Linked DNA regions of Homo sapiens: region 2 is linked to region 1. The links are chromatin loops, found by intact Hi-C in ENCODE. Cell type or tissue: GM12878. All regions are shown on one strand. Links, peaks and the distances in the headings refer to the core of each region. The heading gives the core; the rest is flanking DNA. Region 1 holds the start of OR4C6 (olfactory receptor family 4 subfamily C member 6). Region 2 has its middle 16 kb from the start of OR5D3.

The links. Hi-C counts contacts between places; a loop is a spot of excess contacts. Peaks named below come from ENCODE experiments on the same cell type or tissue, not always from the same donor. Only the 100,000 strongest peaks of a DNase experiment are listed, where the experiment ranks them.
Region 2: it touches region 1 in a loop (4-fold over the local background); 2 of 110 quality-filtered maps call a loop at or near these places.

The regions. Positions count from the first base shown.
Region 1 is chr11:55,653,578-55,664,839 of GRCh38, reverse strand. It overlaps OR4C6 (olfactory receptor family 4 subfamily C member 6), which reads right to left and starts at 2,639. Exons shown (of 2, transcript NM_001004704.2): 1 at 2,592-2,639. In GM12878, for the core only: no CTCF peak of the experiment used is centred there; a DNase peak (open chromatin) is centred at 6,629.
Region 2 is chr11:55,701,790-55,713,051 of GRCh38, reverse strand. No RefSeq gene overlaps it. Among named protein-coding and RNA genes, the nearest start is that of OR5D3, 16 kb to the left of the region's middle. In GM12878, for the core only: a CTCF peak has its summit at 5,814 (motif pointing right); a DNase peak (open chromatin) is centred at 5,851.

The DNA of each region.
Region 1 (11,262 bases), core at 1,715-9,714:
CCTACCTCACCTTGGAGGCAATTCCTTATTCCAGGCATTAGAATAATTCTATGATTGGCTTTGTTTTACAGAAACAGGAACGTACTCTCATACAGTTTAGGAACCTTAAGCAAGGTCACATAGCTCTTCAGTAGTGAAGCTAGAATTTGGACCTTATATTCTGATGCCGGAATCAGTACCCTCAAATATCAATACAGCTTCTCTAGTAATTATGCTGTGAGATTTATCATTCACCAATCACTATGCTAAGTATATTACAATTATTATCCTGCTTATCTTAAAAATAATGTGATGAAGTAGGTTATTCTTGTGCTTTTTAAAAAAATATTGATTCTTTTCCAATTGTGTGCTTTTCTTCTAAATTTTAAATGATCATCATATACCTAAAAGTAGTTACTATATAATCCCTGACTTCATTGTTCAGTAATGAAGATTATAAACCATCATGGTTCAGCAAAACTCCAGATCCCCAATACAACTGACTTGAACCTTGAATTAGCCTGAGTCATTCCTTTCAGTTTCCTCTGTTTCCTAAATGGAACAAAGGATTTCAGAGCATAATGACAACAACTAAGCAATTAGCTTTTAGGCTAACAATGCTGCTGGGCACTATGCCAGATATGTTAGCCATATTATTTCATTTAAACCTCATGATACCACATGAGGTAGGTACCTATACTACTCCCATCGTAAAGAGAGACCAAAGCCCTTAGGAGTTAAATATCTTGCACGAGATTATATAACTATTTTGTGGTGGAGCTGGCATTTTGCTCACACGGCTTCGATTCATACCTAGTATATCCCACCACATGAGAAGAGAAGAATAGATTGTATTTCAGGGAAGTTACTACTGCAACCAAGAGAAAAACCTGCAGTAAAGAATGCCTCATATTACTAGGGACTATAAAGCAGACCTGGATGCCACATCTAAGAAATTTTGCAAAAAGCAAAGCTTCACATTGATATTTGGATTATGCCCCTCTGTTAATGCTAAGAAGTCACTCCTGCTTTTCAGTAGCCCACTCCACCCCCATCCCTTACACTGAATGCAGAACAACCACAGGAAACTGTGGAAGTGCCATATATTACTTAATCTCATCCTCTCCTCCCTAGCCCCAGGACTGAGTACTTTCTTGCAACAATCCTTGTGAAGTTAAAGGAACGCTGGCTTGGGAGTCAATAAATGACAAGTAGATTTTATTCCACTTTGCATCACTAACTTAATCTGTATTTGAGCATGCTGCTGGCATCTCCGAAACCTGGTTTTCTCATCTGCAGTATAAGGATGGTTTCCTAGATGAGTATCAGCAGGACTGGCTCTGTCCTCTTCAAACACAAACACTCAGTTGTTATTTGCATTAATTGTTTATGTCTCTGGGTAGGATTTCCTTAGAGGGGTTGTTCATTTCATGTTCAGAAAAATGAAAGCCGCTATTCTAGAATATATATGCCCTGTCTGTCCTTAAGTTTGGGACCTAGTATGACCCTGTGTTGATACGGAACAGAATTGAACTTTTCCAACTGACATTCAGGTCTCATCACCAGCCCCTTTTCTCTTACTGTTTGGACTTCATTTCTCATGTGCTTCACTGTATTTATTCCACCATCAGTCCCACTTACTTCCTGCCAGACTCATACCCTGTTATTTTTTTCCATACTTAATCTTCTGTTCAAAGGGTATGTTCCTGAATTCAGACACAGCAAACCTACCTCTAAGTCCTAGCCAGGCTACATACTGGCTTTGTAATCTCAACCTCCCCAGTCCTCAATTTCTGCAACAGCACAATTAGTGAAAGAGAAGCCATAGCTACCATGTTTGTATTACTTACTGATTATGGGCAATGACTAAACATCTTTTTCTCATTTGATTATCATGAACGGCCATATGAAATAAGTATTATGACTGGATTTTCTGAAGCAGCAACTGAGGCTTAGAGAAATTGCATAGCTGCCTCACAGTTTCTTGCAGGCATGTGACTAACTCCGATGCCCAGGCTACCAACTCCTTTGCCTCACAGCGCCCCAGTATTTTCACCTGATGGCTCACAAAACTGCTGTGAAGGCTAATGGAGGTAATACCCATAAAGGGTGGGAGTGCAGTATTCGTGTTGGTTTTCCTGATCATGTCACATGTCTGTAAAGTCCAGGCTTGCCTAGTGCCTCTGTCTATGCCCTCAGTCAACCAATTCTCCCCACTGCCTACCGCCACTTTCACCAGTCTGAATATTTCTCCACCCACTCACAAGATGTGTTTTCTATATATCATTACTTTATGTTTATTACATGTTTCTCTTATTTCCATAAGCAAATGCTTAAGAATTGCTACTTCTTCCACATATCTCAGAGTTCCTGGGAATAGTAAAGTTGCAGTGGACATCAATATCATTTATCAATTGGAAGGAAACTGCAGTGAGCAGTGGGACATAGATAATGCTGGTGCCAGCCCATCCTCCATGTGTGAAAGTAAATCTCTTCTAGAGTCTGGTTGCTATTTCCCTATCCAATAAGCTCAATGATGACATTTTCTAACTGTCATCTTTTACCCTGTGTATTCCTAGACAATTCAGCCTACATCAATAATTAAACTGTACCTTGAACTTCCAGTTCAATCTTGAATCACACCATCAGCCACCTTCATGGCATGTTCTTGCACGGTAGGTAGTAAGGAATTCTTTTTTAAAGAGCTGTTCTAGGAAAGACAGAGGCAATTATAATTAATTCTTCATAGTTCCCTCACTTTTCCTACTAATTTAAGTAGACAACAGATAATCCAAAAAATTGTCAAATGTGACCTATTTTCTTAAATAAAGGGCAGGTAAAATAATGACAATAGAAATAACTGTTGAATAGAAATAACTGAACTGTTTTCATAAAGAAATGAAAGAAAAGAAATGATTTAAGCCTTAAAGCTAGACTGTGGCTAAGATAAAGTAAGACCAGGGGCTACTCCCAGCAGGTGGAGCAGATGTACAAAGGCCCAGAGGAGGGACAAAGGGACTTTGTGCAGTGTAAAACACAGAGCAAGGAATGTGAGTCACATACACCAGGTTCTAATTTTGACTTCTGGAACACTTTTCAATTTATTAAGGATGACTTATTCTTTCATATGTGCATTTGTACTTAGAAATATTAAATTAGGATTTTGTATATGCAATTTAGTAATTACACATCAATAGGTCCCAATACATACACATATATACTCTAATTTTAATAAATATTATTGATAGCACTGCATGTCTCTATATGAAGATCTATATTATTTATATTTTCTGTTATTTTAGCTATGCTGCATTGAAAATCTTCATAAGTTTGTGTATATGGTATGTGTGCATGTGTGTGTATATATATATACACACACACATTGTTTGTATATGTACATGTTTATATGTATCTATGTATACACATGTGTATATATGCAATTTGAATATATATATGCATATATACATGCATGTATATATACACAGATTGAATAAATTGTATTACTGTAAGATAATTTTTAACAATATAATTGCAGAATCAAGGAATATGAACATTTTAAAACTTGAATAGGCATTGCCAAATTTTGCTCCCAAAATGTTCATTCTCAGCAATAATGTAGTAAAGACATTTTTCCTTTCTATTTACATTTCTTATTTTTCAATTTTATTATTTTTATTCTTACTATCTAATAGATATGCATTGTATATAATAAAATAAATCAGAATTTTGTTCAGCAAACATATATTACTAGATAAAATACAGTAATTATTTTAGTCTAAGTAGATTTATAAATATGCTCATTTTAAAAAACAATGTTAATAGCAATAATTAGAATTTATCATAGTGAGTTTGTCACTTCCTCAAAGTAATAGAGTTAATGAGTGATATAGCTAGGATTTAAATTCCAGAAAACCTGATTCTGTGGCTGATCTTTCTTTCTCAATTCTATTTGGATAAATATATATAAACACATATATACATACATATATATATATACACACACACACACACACACACACACATATGCAATATTTTTTTCCAAATGAATGCTTCAGTACCTAGATAGACCATTAAGCTCTGTGACTATTCAACTAGCCACTAGGATTTATCACTGAAGGACTTCAAAACAATCTCTTAATGCAAATAACTTCCCAATTCCTTTCTCTTTTCATAAAACTAGGGACTAGTGACAATGTAGCTAACTCTAATAGAATTTTAAAGAATAGAAGTGGTAATAATGTTGTAATTTTTGAAATTGGAGTTTATAATAAGTTGTCAGTGTATTGTCAATACCACTAAACCACCAGCATCACCACTACCATCACCAGTTCCATCACCATCTCTATAGCCATTCCTGTTGGTAGATACACTTATAACTAAATTTAGTAGTTATGTTTTGACACATAGAGAAACATAAAAATTGAACTCATTATTAAATTAAAACCACCAATCTGATACAATATTAGTTATATATTATACATTTTAAGCAAAGCAACACTTTTTTAAAAATCAGAGATTGAAGACTAATAGTACAAAAGAATTAAAGGGCCTTCAGCCCAAAAATAGAAAGGAGGAAGAGAAGAGGAAAGAAATGAAAGGAAAGTGAGAGATACAGATATATAGCTATAGAGATAGACATACACATACACAAAGGCAGAGAGAAAAAAAAAAGTAAGAGGAGATATGGGGAGGTGAGAGGGAGAAAGAGAGGAGGAGAAAAAAGAAAGTGAAATTAGGGGAAAAATGCATCGTAGACTCTCCTAGTAACTATTTCCAGATAGGTTATGTACTCCTTTGCTTGGATACTATGAGCATTCTTTGGAAATCAACACATATTATTTTATTTACCAGTTTTCATTTCTTAGAGTCTGGCTCATTTAATTTTTAAAAAATTTGCTCAAAGGGTACAAAAGTAGATCAAGTAAAGTAATGTGTTCTATCTTAAGTAATAATTTTAGTAGAAACCCTAGTTCATAACTTGAATTTTCTTATTCAGGAATAAATATTGCTTAAAGTTAGAGCAAACAGGTATTCAGTGTGAATTACTGACATACTATATAAGAGACATACTTTTAAAAATGTATATACTTAATGAAATTAATTTAACTAATAATTTTAAGGTAATTTGTATGCTATAATTCTACGCAATAACTAAAATCTATGTGCTAAATATTTAACCAAATAATACGAATTTTAGAGCTTAGTTTTTATAGCCATTTAAAAGTGGGGAGTTGTAAAAACATTCTAAGGTCATCTGAGTCATAACGAAAGATCTTATCACACCCAAAATTAATTCACATGAAATAACTTCTTCAAGTCCAAAACCAGGTGAATTTATTTCAAGTTGATGTTCCCGACTGTGGAAATAAGCTTTCCAGATATAAATCGGGGAAAAGTCATTCAGTTATTAAATCTTGGTCAGATTCGTAGAACTAGGATTTCAAGTGTTTTCAAAGAAAGTTTTAAAGCAGAAGCAGTAAAAATCTGTAAGCCTAATAATGAAGAAATAACTTTCCTGGGTTACCAAGACGTTTATAACTAAGAACAGTCTCCAATTAAGAACAATTGCTAAAAAGGTATCTAAGTACAGCGTTTACCAAATCATTTCATGTTTCTTTTTGAATTCCAGTTGACTGCCCTTTTAGATGAATGTGGAGAAAGTTTGCGATCCATTTCTGAGTAGGTAGATCATGAATATATGATCTCCACTGAGTGACTGACCAGGGCTGTATGAATGTGTTTTGCCCATTTGAGCAGCTGCGATGGGTCACAAATGCATCATTCTAGTTGCATCCCTTGAGGCCAGTTCTCCACTGATGGAGAATCTGATATGTAATCCAGTGAATTCCCATCTATTTTCTTCAATAATAGGGTGTTCTCAGGGGCAAGAACACCCCTGGGGCCAGACACACATGCTTCTCCACAAGCAGAAATTTAGATCACAGTATTAACCATTAAATCATGTTTCTGCACCGTGATCTGTACCTGAATTGCAGAATGGCCACAATCTTACAGTAACTAGAACATACAAACTGGCAGAAACCTCAGTCAAATCTCATCTCTAGATTCCATTTCCAACACAGGAGTCATATGTGAACCCAGGAAGTTGCCATTTTGACCAGAAAATATGCATCTAGGCAAAACTGTTTATTTAAATTGTTTCCAATTTCTTCATAACTGACATTTTTAAGTAATATTTTACCATTTTGGAAGTAATGCCTTATAGCTTGCACTCCTTCTTGTGATAAATTTGTTTAATGCGGTTGCTTCTTTGGCATTTATTTTTAGGCCCAGCGTAAATTGTCTAAAACCCAGTCATACTCTGCCACCTTTGGCCTGGCTGTTTGTGACATATCCTGTTTGTTACTCACTTACTGACCCACAACCCAACACACTCACAATTGCTGGCTATGATAAAACCTAATAGTCAGTGTCAGAGTTATGCAAATCAGTCCTCCCTTTACTTACCAGTCTTCTTTAAATTAGACAATTCACAACCCCCGCAGGAAAACCTAAAGGATAATGCCCATGGACTTTAATAAAGGCATAAACCCACAGATCCTCTCTTTCTTGCTTCCCCTTGTTGAGCCCCCTGCTGCCTCTGGACTTTGGTCAGACTCCTGTGGGCACTCTTCACCTCTCTGAAACCTGTGAGTCATACCTTTCTTCTGTTTCATGCATTTTGGTTTCACTTCTTCATTGTGTTTCATCTGACACACAATCACCCACACCCACCCTCTCCAGTCAGGGCTGTCACAGAAAGTGGCAGTCCTGGTAAGAATAAATTGGGCACAGGTCAGACAAGAGCCATAAGGACATCTGCTAGTACAGTTTTCCTGTGAGAGGAAATTCTCGATCCTAGTCAGACACTTAGGCACTGGGCTCTCCTCCAGGACAAAGAAGTATCCACAAAAGGCACATTGTAAATATCCATGTCTACATCCTTTGAATTCCTGGTCTGAGCAGGGCTGGAGCTGTGGGCACTCTCAGGAGAGAGACCTCAAGACAAAATGAATAAAAAATCATAACACATCTCCACTCTATAAAAAGTGATTCTATTCACATTGACTCCTTTATGTCCAGCAACTTGTAAGGTTATCAAGAACTAGAATGATCATTCCAATTTTCAGAGCCTAATCCTTACAAATTGTGCACAGGCTTCCATTTCAGGGTCATTTTTGTTAACTGTCTAATGTTATGCTTAATAACCAATACAAAACTTAATAACTTAATGCTGAATAAAAAGTAAAATCTATGCCTAAAACTCTACATATAGTATGTTAAATTCTTTAAAATTCAAAACCAGATAAATCTTTAAAAAACATATCCATCTTAGGCAAATATATTTTATTTTTAAGCAATAAGAGAATTATGCATTAACAAAATCAGGATATTGGCTACCTTTCAGGTAAGACAGGGGACAGCATAGAAAAGAGGTTAAAAATGGATTTAATTTTTGGTAACAGTTTAAGTTTTGGTATGGATAGTAAATTTACATGTATTTGTTATAGTAGTTAAATAAATGTAAAAAGCAATAACAGAAAACAAATATGATAAAATTGTTTGAAAATAGGTACATTCTGTTGTTAAAATTTTATTATAAGAACTGGTTCCTTCTAATTATCTGTTGGCTCTGCTTCCTTCTGTGTTGACTTTTTTCACTCTTGGTAAGATTATAAGCAGGAGTCCTGTATCTGTACTCTCAGCAACTCTATTAGGAAAAAGAAAATGCCTTCTCTCAATAGTCCAGAAAAATGTGTTGACTTTGCATTTGTTTGCTAATAATGCTTCAATCCAAAGATTAACTCCTAGGAGACTTGTTTTATAATCAAGCTAGCGAGAGTCATATTAACACCCTTGGGAAGAAATTAACCCAAACCAAACATTACACAGATATACTGAAAATGTCAAAGTTACGGCTACTTAGAGGAAAATCAGAGTTCAGAGCCCACCAAGAGAGTTTCCACAACTTGACGTTAGTGTTCTTACGAGGCAGGCAGGATGCATCTGCAAAAGTATTTAGATATTGTACATAAAAACAGCAAATGACCACCAAAGATTGCACGTTTTCTCCTTATTGAGACTACATTCCATACCATATTATGAAAAATATTGCACTGTATAATAGGCGCATCCTGACATTTTCAACATCTCATTTGACGTGTTGATTGTAAGTGCTAAGTCGTATCAGTGAAAGAGATTTCTACTGGAGCATTTGATGTATCTCAAGACCCGACCTCACTTACATTGCTATTCTTCTAAATAATTAGTTTTAGTGTAGTTCAGAAAGAATATTTTATTTATATCCTTAACCATCGCATAGGTAATTTTACAGAAAAGTTAGTTATAAACTATTACCCAAGCTCTCTTCCATTGTGTTTTCATTTGTCTTATTTATTAATTTACTTATATAGCAATTGATTATTTAATGCCGGCCATTAATTGTCATTTTCAACATTTTCTTAGGGTAGATAAGTGTGCAACCTGGGCAAGCTTCTTAAGTTCTGTGAGTTTCAGTTTTCTTTCAGTTTTATTACCTACTTCATGGAATATTTATGTGGATTAAAAGATCAAACTTTTATAAAATGATAAACAGAGCCTAGTATATAAAAAGCATTCAATACATATTTGGTAGAATAAAATTATATTAATAAAAATGTGTTTTGTTAAGTGTTATTTTACTAACTTGAGTTAATAAAACAAATAGAAATGAAGTTGAAAAAAGTGAGATTAAGTTCCTGGTGTACATATTAATTCTCAGGCCACTTGCTATAAATATGAGGGTTCTCGGAGGGAGATGTCTATATCCCACAGACTAGAACCTCTTGTTTTGAGACATCACACTTCCTTTCCTGCATACTACTTGCAAATAAATTATAAGTGTATTACAGAAGCTAGAAAAATTTGTTCCCCAATGCAGGGAGGGGCAACTTTAAATCACTGGTGGGAGTAGAAGTATTTCTTGGTGATCCACAGCTTCTTTAACCAATGCCTTTCTGTTTTCTATCACCCTCTCCACCATCCGTTTGTTTTTTTCCTCTTTCTCCCTCATATCTTTGGTGTCCTTGAGGCACCTCCACATCCTCATTTGTATCTAATTACTGAGTATGAGGAAGATTAACTTACTGTTCTTGTAGGCTAAATAGACAAACCAAAAGTTAAATTTATTACAACATTGGAATTGTTTTCAATATGCAAAATAAGGGAAACTTTAGGGAATAATATTGTCTAGGATGCTAATACCTTTTATCATGTCTTGAAATATTCCCTCTGACAAGCAGGAAAAATTTTTTTTCCTATATTCTATGGGAAGGCTGCTTTCAAAAAGATAATCTTGACACTAATTTAGAGAAAGGAATGGGAAAAAATGAATAATCAAATTTTTTCAAGGTTTTATGTTAATATATGAAATAAATAGAATAAAATATAATACTTGGAATAAAACAATTTGAATTCAACAAATACAAGCCTGAACTGGTAAAAGCTTGGCCTGAGCAGATCAGAAGAAAAGAGTGGTTCAGGAACAAATGGATAGTTCTGACTCTCATATGACTCATCTCTGTTAAATCAATGCCTCTTCCTCAAGTCACACATATGGCCTCACAGGGAATGCTCTGAGATGATCTGACAGAGGAGGAAAGGATTCTGTTCAGGTTCACAAACAAGTCACCACAATACATTGATATTAACCTAAAATGACATCCCAGCCCTAAATGGTGGCCTCAAAGGTATGTAGCCTAGAGAATTTCTGCTAGTGGACAAAACCCTGAATAATATTCTTGCTTTCAACTTTGTATAGAAGGGGAAGAGTCCTGGGTAATAAATATACATTGACTTGAAGCAGTGATAAATGCCTAGTTTGTTGATCAAGTGTCTGGAAGGTCAGAAGACTGGACCAAGCGATCTGGAAAAGAGTTATGTGAATAGACCTATTGAAGTTGGAACTAACTTGAAAGCATGTACAAGAGAACAGGCTTTAACTATCTACACGATGAGGATGGACTGTGCTCTGACATGATCCAGCCTAAGGATATTCCAGTGATGGCACAATAAGCACATGGACAGAGTGTCTATACTGGCAAGGATGTTTTATGCTTGGGCTCAGAGACACGAGCTCCCTACCATAAATGCTGATCTGCCGTCTGCCCCCTCTGAGTGTCCAACATGCCAGTAGCAGAATCCATGCCTGAGCACTCAATGTGATGCCTATCTCTGGGAAAATATTTATGTGACTGATAGCGGGTTAATTATACAAAACTTCTTCCACCCTGAAAGTGAAAGCAATTGCTCCTAATCAGAAACAATAGACACTGTAGACATAGATTTGCCTCCCATCTCCATAGTGCCTTCATCTACACCAACATTTGACAACTTGCAGACAGATTGATACATTGATATAATATCCCTTAAAGATTGCCTAGGACCTTTTAGGGCAAAGGAGATATAAAATTTTCTCATGATCTCAGAATTCACTGATCTTACCATATAGCCCATCACCCGTAAGCTTCTAGCTTCATAGAAGAGGGGAAAGGATTGTTAAGAGCTCAATCAAGGGACTAGCTAGAAGTCAGCGCTGGAGGAGACAGGATGCTGTCTTCAGGATTCAGAGTATGCATTGAATGCTGAACCGATGCCTGATATGCGGTGTGGAGTCCCCATTTGCCTGCCATACATCATTCTGAGATCCAAAGGGTGAAAGTGAGTGTTTTCTATTTTTTACACTCCCAGAAACTCACTTTCTTAGTCTTCAGATTCATGAGGACAGAAGTCCCGGTTTCTAGAGAGAAGAAGATATTTTCCAGGAACACAGCAGGAACACTATTTTGTGCTCCTTACACAAATGGACCGGCATGCAAAAAAAAAAATAGTTACTATTTTTACTAGGGTACTTGATTCTGGTTTTTATGAGTAGCTAGTGTTGTTATAATGGATTAGGACAGAGATGATTATATCCAGAATGCAGAGAATGTAGTGGAATCTCTCTTAGCACTTGCACACCAGGGATAACTGTAACTGGACAATTGCAGCAACTACAGTAAATAAGAACAAGGCAACTAGGGATCAAACTCTTATAGATAAAGCTTTCAGTCACCCCACAAGGCAGACATCCCAAACCAACTGAAGTTCTGGCCAAGGGTGAAAGAAATCAAGGGTGAGAAAATGGGTGCTGGAAGAGGAAGATGTTCTCTATCAGCTATGGTTCTGGGAATTGTTGCAACACTAAGGAAGTTTTCTCAGTTGTGTTTTTCTTTAGGTCTAGTTTGGAAAACAGGACTGGTCGCA
Region 2 (11,262 bases), core at 963-8,962, 49 kb before region 1:
ATATATATATATGATTATATATAGAGAAAATTATATAGGTTTTATATAGGTTAGGGTTAGGGTTACATATAAAAGTATTTTATGTACAACTTACATATCCATGCAGTTTCTTTCTTTAATTGCTCCTTTAAATTCACTTCATTTGACACCTGTGATTTGACCGTCTACATTTGTTGTTATTTTCTAAACTTATGTTTTAGTTTGACACAAAACTCATTGAGTGCAAATTTCCTAACTGAACATACTTTTTCAAGCATTTTCCAATATCTGTATTCTTTCCTAAGGATGTTCTAACAAACTCTGAGCAGACTGGGCCTGAAAAGAAAATCATTTCCATCAAAGATATGTATTTTATAATATATATTCGACTTATTGTTACCCAAACATCTTTTCTATGTGTGGCACTTTTGAACCCACTTCCTACACTCTTATTTCTTGACTGAAAGACTTGGGGCCAAAGTTCACAATCTCCCATTTAGCCCCAGGAAGTGTCACCCTTTTTGAGCTGAATGAGGGCTCAAGGTGCCGTGCACAGGCTTTCCCTCTTTTGTAGTGACACCCAGCATGGCTATCCGATTGTGCATTTGCTATGCACTCAGCACTGTAATAGGCATTTTAGAAACTGTAAAATTATAAAATATTGGCCTTGACCTCAAAACTGTTTTTCTAAGAATTATTCCGAGGCATAATGCATGTAATTGCAAATTATACAACATAGCATACAATTCTTATTACTTATTAAAACTAAAGTTTGTGCCCATAAAAAGAAGAAGAATATTGTGATAAAAAGAATACAGGCAAATTAATAATAATAAATATGGTGAAAGATAATATTCCTAGTTAACGGAACGGCAGTTAGATTTACATATGGGTTTGCCTCCTGCAAAGATTGTTGGAACACACTCTTTTCCTTCTAAAGTTATATAAAGTAAGAATTGAATAACTCACTTAAGTACAGAATAAATTGACTTATTCATTCATTTACTAACGCTTCTTTTGCAAAGATTAACGGACTCCAGGAAAGTTCTTGTGGAGAACTGAAAAAAAAAAAAAAAAAAGCAAATCACAATAAAAGTGGCAGGCAGGAGTTTGTAATATATTTCAATAAATGTTTCAAGAAAATGACTTTTTTCCCCTGATTTTTTCAAATAAACTCAGTGATAACAGAGAGAAAAATGTTACCAAAAGACTGAATCCTGACACCAAACTGTGTCACAAATATATATGCCACAAAGGCCTTAGGGATGTTAACCCTAGAGAATATAATTGAAGTATTGCCTAAGAGGCCACAAATAAAGCAATTACATAAAACAATGCCCCATGTGATATCCTGGTTGCATGTAATTTCTTGTAATAACTGGTGAATAATTTCATCATAAACTTAAATATGTTGAACCACACAATATATTTTAATTTAAAATACCTGAAAATACAAAAATGTACAAAAGAAAAAAAAACAGCCATTGGGCAACAATCCAGAGATAAATACTCTCAATTGTTTCTTTATTTCAAGTTTTCTCACTCCCATGTGTGTATGTATGTATTAGTGTGTATCTGATACAAAGCTTATATAATAAATATCATAGCTATATTTTATATTATCCTTTTTATATAACATTGCACTGTGAGCTTCATTTTAGGTAGCAAATGTTTATTCAACTTATATAAATACCTGTTCGACTTTTCTTTAAGTAAATGTGATATGCATTATTTTTTAATTTATTAGATATGTAGTTCAGTGATTCTCGAAATTCATTGTTAATTTCATTACAAATAGAGATGCAAAAATTCCTCAAGAGAATACTACAAACTGTACTCAACAGCATGTAAAAAGACATTAAAATTAAACACATGGCAAGTGGAATTTATTCCTGGAATGCAAGTATAGTACAATTTACCACATTAAAATTAATCAGTATAATACACCACATTAACAGTGTAAATGAAAAAATACCTGATCTTCTCAATTAGTGCAGAAAAGCGATTTGACAAAAGTGCACACTCTTTCATAATAAAACCACTAAAAAAACTAAGAATAGAGAAAACATCTTCAGTATATTAAGGCCAGCGATATATGAAAAACCTATGCTAATTAATACTCAAAGGTGGAAAGACTGAAAGATTTTCCTCAAAGTTCAAGAATAAGACAAGGATGTTTTCTTTCACCACTTTCATTCAAAATCGTTTTAAAGGTTCTAGCCAGAGCAATTAGGCAAGAAAAGTTTTTTAAAATCATCCAAATTTGACAGAAGAAAATCAGAATTTTAGCAGATGACTTTTTTTCATTTTTTTTATTTTTATTTTTTACAGAGTTTCACTCTTGTTGCCCAGGCTGGAGTGCAATGGCACAACCTTGGCTCAATGCAACCTCTGCCTCCCATGTTCAAGTGATTCTCCTGCCTCAGCCTTCTGAATAGCTGGGATTACAGGTGCCCACCACCATGGCCGGTTCACTTTTTGTATTTTTAGTAGAGACAGGGCTTCACCATGTTGACCAGGCTGGTCTTGAACTCCTGACTTCAGGTGATCCACCCGCCTCAGCCTCCCAAAGTGCTGGGATTACAGGCGTGAGCCACCATACCCAGCCGACATATCTTATATATAGAAAATCCTAAAGATTCCAAACACCCTTACCCAAATATAACTCCTAGAACTAATAAACAAATCCAGAAAAATTGCAGGATACAAATTAAACGTACAAAAATCTGTTGCATTTCTATACTTGCAAAAAACAAGCCCCACCCCAAAAAATTAAGAAAACAAGTTATTTGCATTTGCTTCAAAAACAATGAAATACTCAGGAATAAACTTAGCCAAACAGACAAAAGAATAATACACTGGAAAGCATAAAATGTTGCTGACAGAAATTAAAGAGGACATAAATAAAGGAAAAGTCATCTCATGTTCATAGATTTGAAGGCTTTATATTTTAAGATGCCAATACTCCCCATAGCAATTACAAATACAGTGAAAACTCTATCAAAATCCTAATGACATTTTTAATAGAAAAATCCATTCTAAAATCTAGACAGAATTACATGAGACCCTAAAAGGCCAAAACAATCTTGAAAAAGGAAAACAAAGTTTGAGGTTTCACACTTTCTGATTTCATACTTACCACAGAACTATAGTAATCAAAGCAGTAAAGTACTGTTATAAAGAAAGTTATATAGACTAATAGAATAGAATAGACAACCCAGAAGTAAACGTACATATATATGGTCAAATGTATTACACATCAGTGCCAAGATTATTCAATAGGAAGAGTTCAGTCTTTTTAACAGATGGTATTGAGAAAACTAGCCTCCTGCCAGAGAAATTTGAACCCTTATCTTACACAATGAACAAAAAATTAACTTAAAATGGATTAAAGACCTAAAGGTAAGAGCCAAAACTATACAACTCTTAGGATATACATGAGTCAGTTCTCACACTGCTGTAAAGAAATACCTGAGACTGGGTAATTTATAAAGAAAAGTGGTTCAGTTGGCTCATGGTTCTGCAAGCTGTACAGGAAGCATGATGATGGCATCTTCTTGGCTTCTGAGGAGGCCTCAGGAAACTTACAATTATGGTGAAAGGTGAAGGGGAAGCAGGCACATCTTACGTGGCTGAAGCAAGAGGAAGAGATGGGGTGGCAGGGGGGTGCTACACACTTTTAGATAACCAGATCTCATGAGACCTCACTCACTCAATGTCACAAGAACAGCACCAAGAGGATGGTGCTAAACCATTCATGAGAAACCGCCCCCACGATTCAATCACCTACCACCAGGTCCCACCTCCAACACTGGGGTGTTACATGAGATTTTGTGGGGATACAGATGCAAACCTTGCCAGGGGAAGACCTAGAAAAAAAACTTCATGACACTGACTTTGTTAATTATTTATTGTATATGACACCAAAAGTATTTACATACATATATATGTATATAATATATGTATGTACATGTATATGTACATGTATACGTACATGTATGTATACATGTACGTATACATATATATGTATATATACACATGTATATATAATGTGTATATATGTATATAATATATGTATATACATACATACATATATATATAATGGACTTCATCAAAATTAAAAACTAAAAACTTCAAAGAACACTCCTAACAGAGTAAAATGGCAGCCCAAAATATAGGATAAAATCTTTTGAAATCATATTTCTAAGTGATTAATGTACAGAATATATATATTTTAAAAACTCCTATAAATCTACAAAACAAAAACAGCCCAATTCAAAAACAGGCAAAGAACTTGAATACACATGTCTTCAAAGAAGCTACACACATGCCAATAAGCATGTGGAAACATGTCCAGCACTACTAATTGGGGATATGCAAATCAAAACCACAATGAACAGCAGCTCCTTTATTTAAGACGAACAGATTCTAGAGTTCTAGAGTTCTGCTGTACAACATTGTGCTTTTAGTTTTTTTTTTTAAAACCATACTGCATAAAATTAAAATTCTGTTGAACGTTTGAGCTCATGTATTTGGTCTTATGACAATAATAACACACACACACACAAACAAATAAGTAAACAAAACAGCTACCACCTCACACCCTTTAGGATGGCAATTATGAAAAAGAAAAAACAAACAAAGAAAAAGAAGGAAAAGTTGGAAAATAACAGGATTCAGGGGAGATGGAATGAATTGGACTCCTTGAATATTACTGGTGAGAATGTAAAATGGTGAAGCTGCTCTACAAAAACCTATGGTAGTTCCTCCAATAATTAGACGTGAAAATACACATGACCCAGCAATTACACTTCCAATAGATACTCAAATAATTGAGAGCAGAGATTCAAACATATTTTTTGTGTACCAATGTTCTTCCCAGTATTATTCACAGTATTATTCACAGTAGCTCAAAGTAGAGCTCTCCATGGAGAGATAATTCAACATGCATGAACCATGAAAACATTAAGTTAAGTGAAATAAGACAGACACAAAAGGCAAATATTGTAATATACTATGTATAAGAGGTACCTAGAAACATCAAATTACAGAGACAAAAAAATTAGTGCTTACCAGGGACTTGGGGAGAAATAAATGCAGAGCTATTGCCTCTGAGCAACAAAATCCTCTTTATGCCTGATGTTTGAAACAGAAGGCTTAAGGGAAGCACTAATTTAAATACAGATGGGTGACGGATGATGGATAGGTAGATAGATAGCTCGCTGATACAGGACAGACATATATACATACAGAGAAGAATCAAGCAATACAGAAACATATACATATATTATGCATAAACCGCATACACATTTTTTTAAATTTTATTATTATTATACTTTAAGTTTTAGGGTACATGTGCACAACGTGCATTAAGTATACCTATATGTCACATACTGTTTGCATTTTGCATTTTCCTTTACATTTTGCAAAAGTATATGTTTACAAATCAAACTTTTACACCATTTAATTCTCAAAGAATTTCCAAATGTGTTTGTAAGGTTTTCAAAAATATTACAAATGGTTAACCAAAACTTGAATATTTCAATGATTTTCCAAGGAAACCTACCAAATTATATAAGAGGTTGACAAATAAATCTTAGTCCAATATTCTTTCTTGCATGAAGAAATTTTTTTAAATTTTATCCTAGTTTGACATAATGAGAACAAAATATTTTACTTTTCATCAATATTACAAGTCAATTATTGTCTAATTGTTGTATAATTCTTAGCCAATTGTAATTGGTAGAATTTGTTTTCATATAGTCTAGTAGTACAAAATCCACCTCCTGAATAGTAGCTGAGGGAATAAATTTTTCTGTTGCAAGTGGCAAAAACAGAATACCCACTAGAGGGCAGAGTGATACCAGTAATAAGAATACAGTTTTCACATACACATGAGCAGTCATAAAACATGACTATATTTTAACATATTAAAAACTATAAAGTCAACAAAAGTTGAAAAATATGCAAATAGAATTCCATGAAGACAGGAGAAAAGCAATAATTAATAACAATATTTTACTAAACAATAAGACATTTCATTTAAGAATGTAAAACCTTGCCATTAAAAATAATACAGGGATGATCCAGACCACAACAGCAAAATTATTATAGAAGGTATACATAGGACAATTACCAGAATACATTTTATGGTAGTGTATATCTATATCAATGAAATGAAGATAAATAAGAAATTCCATAGAAAAGACATAGAAAAAGGCTTTAAGCTAATAACAGCACTTAAAAGTTACTCTTTGTATCTATCCTCCCAAAAACCATTCAGATCAAAGAAAGTAAATAAATGAATCACACATTTGTGCATCACTTTAAGACAGATGACCCTATGAAGTGAAAGTTGACTATAGGTAGAGAAATATTTTTCAGAAGAAAAGAACTGAATTTGAAAATGTCATAATTCCATGTGGGTAGAGTGAAGTCTGAAGAGACAGCTTAGAAAAGAGAAAAGGGAAATAGAAATCCTACTAGTGGGATCAAATGGATAAAATCAATAAGAAAATTCTACTGTCATAACAAAAATTAAAAACCGAGTCAAGGCCTGATAGAAAACAGCATTACCTAGGGAAAAAAAGCCGAGCTATTGTATAAAACTTGTTGTGAAAAACCTAGAAAAGTTATTTCCAGGGAAAAGGAGGAGAGTAGAATAAAGACATTGCCCTGTAGAGTTGTAATGGTTAAGAAAGAGGAAGTAATGCAAGTAAATTGAGTATTCTCCTAAAACAAAACACACACACACACACTCACTACAACAAAGTTTGTTGGAGGTAATATTTTATAAATATTTTTGTGTATTTTTATGTATTTAGATATAGAGATATACACAGCTATATGTGTGTGTATATGTAGAGTTGTCCCTCGGTATTCATGGGGGATTGGTTTCATGACCTCCAGGGTTATGAAAATCTGCAGATGCTCAAGTTTCTGATATAAAATAGCATAGTATTTGCATATAACCTATGCATATCTTTGGCTATGCTATAAATTATCTCTAGATTACTTATAACATCTAATACTATCTAAATAGTTATTCTACTGTATTGTTTAGAAAATAATGCTGAGAAATCGCCACACCGACTTCCACAATGGTTGAACTAGTTTACAGTCCCACCAACAGTGTAAAAGTGTTCCTATTTCTCCACATCCTCTCCAGCACACGTGTGGCGATTCCTCAGGGATCTAGAACTAGAAATACCATTCAACCCAGCCATCCCATTACTGGGTATATACCCAAAGGATTATAAATCATGCTGCTATAAAGACACATGCACACGTATGTTTATTGTGGCACTATTCACAATAGCAAAGACTTGGAATGAACCCAAATGTCCAACAATGATAGACTGGATTAAGAAAATGTGGCACATATACACCATGGAATACTATGCAGCCATAAAAAATGATGAGTTCATGTCCTTTGTAGGGACATGGATGAAGCTGGAAACCATCATTCTCAGCAAACTATCTCAAGGACAAGAAACCAAACACCGCATGTTCTCACTCATAGGTGGGAATTGAACAATGAGAACACATGGACACAGGAAGGGGAACATCACACACCAGGGCCTGTTGTGGGGTGGGAGGAGGGGGGGAGAGATAGCATTAGGAGATATACCTAATGCTAAATGACCAGTTAATGGGTGCAGCACACCAACATGGCACACGTATCCATATGTAACAAACCTGCACGTTGTGCACATGTATCCTAAAATTTAAAGTATAATAAAAATTTTAAAAAAAGAAAAGAATGCTGAGAAAAAAACATCTATACATGTTCAGTGCAGAGGCAATTTTATTCTTGAATATTTTTGATCTACAGCTAATTAAATACACAGATGTGGAACTCATAGACAGTATGGCTGACTGCATTTATCTACCTATATATAGACATCTATGTATAAATCAATCAATCAAACTACATATATACCTATCTTTCTACATACACAGGAACTCACACAGGGACACATACACACTATAATAGCACACAAAAATGTCTCTATCCATGCAATGAACTACAAGGGTGGGAAGGGAGTCAGCAAATAAGATCAAAATATTCCAACCAATGAGAATATAATGATACAAAAACGGGCAGAAGGAAATTATACCATAACACTTCAGATTAAATTAAATATAATTTAACAAGCATTTTTAAGTATTAAAAATATCTTGAATTAAACATTTTGAATAAAATATAAATAGACAAAAAGGGCTTATACCTAAACAATGTTGGGCAGACTTAATAAACAAATTGAAGAAATAGTCCATTTGAGAAATCAGGACACAGTTACAAAGTAGAAAAGGGAGACTAAACACAAATATAAATTTAATAAAGTATACCAAAAATAATTAGGAAAACAATCAAGAAAATGAAAAATAAGGAAAGAAAGGAAAAGGGTAGACAAAAAATAAGTGAAATGTCAACAGTCAAAGAAGATTCAATACTTACATAATTGGAGTCTTAGGAAAAATAAAAAAGCAACACAATAGGAATATACACAGTGAAAGGGCCCATATTTTAAAATGTATATGTTTCCTTATAGGTGAAGTGTGTCTCTTATAGGCAGAAGATAGATGGGTCTTGGTATTTTTCTTTTAGATGGGTCTTGTTTTGTTTTTTTTTTTTTTCTTTTTCTTTCTTTTTCATCCATTCAGACACTCTATGTCATGTCTTTTGACTGGATAATCTAATCTATTTATATTTGAGGTATTTGTTGGTAGATAACAACTTACCTACTGCCATTTTAAAAATAGTTTCTGGTTGTATTGTAGATCCTTGGTTCCTTTTTCCTCTCTTATTGTCTTCCTTTGTGATTAGGTGATTTCTCCCTAGTTGTATAGTTTGATTTTTTTCTTTTTCATCTTCTATGTATCTACTACAGGTTTTTGCATTGTGGTTATGATGAGGTTTGCATAAAACATCTTATAGTTATAATAGGGTATCTTAAGCTGATAAAAACATAACATCACTCACATGAAGTGAGTCTTTTTATTCAATTTACACTTCACATTTTTTGTTTTTGGTGTCATGATTTACATCATTGTCTATTATATGTCCCTAAACAAATTATCATAACTATTATTTTAATACTTTTGTCATTAAACCTAACTAAAGATATCAGTGATTTACACATCATCGTTATAGTCCAGGTGTATTCTAAATTTGGCTATATACTTACTTTAAATAGTGAGTTTTATACTTTCATATGTTTTCATGTTACTAGTTAGTGCTTTTTTCTTTCAGTTGAAGAACTCTCTTTAGCATTTGTTGTAAACTAATCTGGTCATGGTGAAGTCCCTCAGCTTCTCTCTCCTTCATTTCTGAAGGGATAGCTTTGTTGGGTAAGTTATTCTGGGTCGGTAGTTTGGGGTGTGTGTGTGTGTGTGTGTGTGTGTGTGTGTGTGTGTGTGTGTGTCTGTGTGTCTGTGTGTCTGTGTGTTTCCTTCAGCACTTAAATCTATCATCCCACTATCTTCAGACCTGTGAGGTTTCTGCTGAGAAATTTGTTGCTGGTCTTACTAAATTCTTTCTAATATGGGATTTTCAGTCTTTGATTTTAGACATATTAATTATATCTTTGCATCATCTTGTTTGGATTGCATCTAATTGGAGACTTTTCCCTTTCCTGTACTTGAATATTTATAGCTTTCCCTACATTTGGAATATATTCTGCTATTATTTTTTAAATGAGTTTTATGTCTTTCTCTCTCTTTCCCTCCAACTCCTACAAGTTACAAATTTGCTTTTTTGATGATGTCCCATATGTCCTGTAAGCTTTTTCCATTCCTTTTCATTTTTCCCTTTATTTTTAACTGACTGTATATTTTCAAATAACCTGCCTTCAAGTTCACAGATTCTCTGTTTGATCAATCCTTTTGTTAATGTTTTTCTTTTGCATTTTTTCTTTTGTTCATTTTATTTTTCAGCTCCATAATTTGTTTGTTCTTTTTTTCAAATTCAATCCGTTAAATTTCTTGTTTGGTCATGTATTGTTTTCTTGATTTTGTTGAATTATTTCTCAGTATTTTCTAGAAGTTCACCCATCTTGTTAAAATTATATCAAATTATTTCTCAGGCAGTTCAGACATCTCCATTATTTTAGAGTTAGCTACTAGCATTTGTATTTGTTATTTATTTATTTATTTAGTTAGTTAGTTATGTATTTATTTATTGTAATGTCATGTTTCCCTGGTTGTTCTTGATACTTGTGACCATGCATTGTTGTCTGTGCATTTGAGGAAGTAGAGATTTATTTCAGTCTTTGAAGAGTGGCTTTGTCTGAGAAAGGCTTGACCAGTCAACCTATTCAGAGATTCTGACTAGGCTGTTTTGCATGTTCTGCAGGTGGACTTGCTGTGGATTCCTCAGGTAGACTTCTGGTTCTTGAGTCAGCAGGTCAACAGATCTGGCAACTGGGTCCATGGCATTGGCCTGGAGTCTGGATCCACTCCAGACTGGACTCCAGGACCTGTTGACCTGGAGTCTGACCAGGGAGATTCCACAGGAGCTGACCTGGTGTTTAACTTGCATCTACAGGAGCCATTGAGGTGCTAATTCCAGCACCTGAGCCTGGAACCTTGGTCCACTGGGCTGAGCCTGGATCCTGAAATCCATGGGAATGGGCTTGATATTGGAGTGGGCCTGGATCTGAGGTCTACAGAGGTGGGCTTATGTTTTGCAGCCAGGGAGCTGGCTTAGAGCCTGGGTCTGAATGAGTAATCCTGGAGCCTTGGTTGGTGGGGACCATCCAGGTTCTACTGTCTAGTGGGTAGTCCCAGTGCCTAGGTCTGCTAGAATAGACCTGGCCCCTGGGGTCACGGAAGCCTGGGGGCGCTAGAACAAGCCCAGAGCCTGGGGCTGACCTGCTGCTTGGAAGGCATGGAGCCTGTGTCTGTGGAGTATTTCTGAAGACTGGAATCATGATGGCACGGTACCTAGAGACACAGTCATTGGCATAAAGCCTGTGTCATGGGGTCAGCCTGGAGGCAGGGTATGGGAGTCTCATGGTGGAGACTAGATCCATGAGGGTGGGTCTAGGTCCTAGAGATGCAGTAGCCAGTCTGAGTCCAAAGGCCATCAGGGCCAACCAGCAACCTGGGTCCACAGGTTGGTTTTGGGGCATATGTTCTTGGGAGCTGGCCAAGCATTGGGATCTTCTGGTTTGGGCTAGGACTCTGTGTCTGCTACAACAGGCCTGGATGCTGTGTCAGCTGGAGCTAAAGGCCACAGAGGTTGGCCTAGAGAATAGGGTTGCAGGGACCAACTTCTTA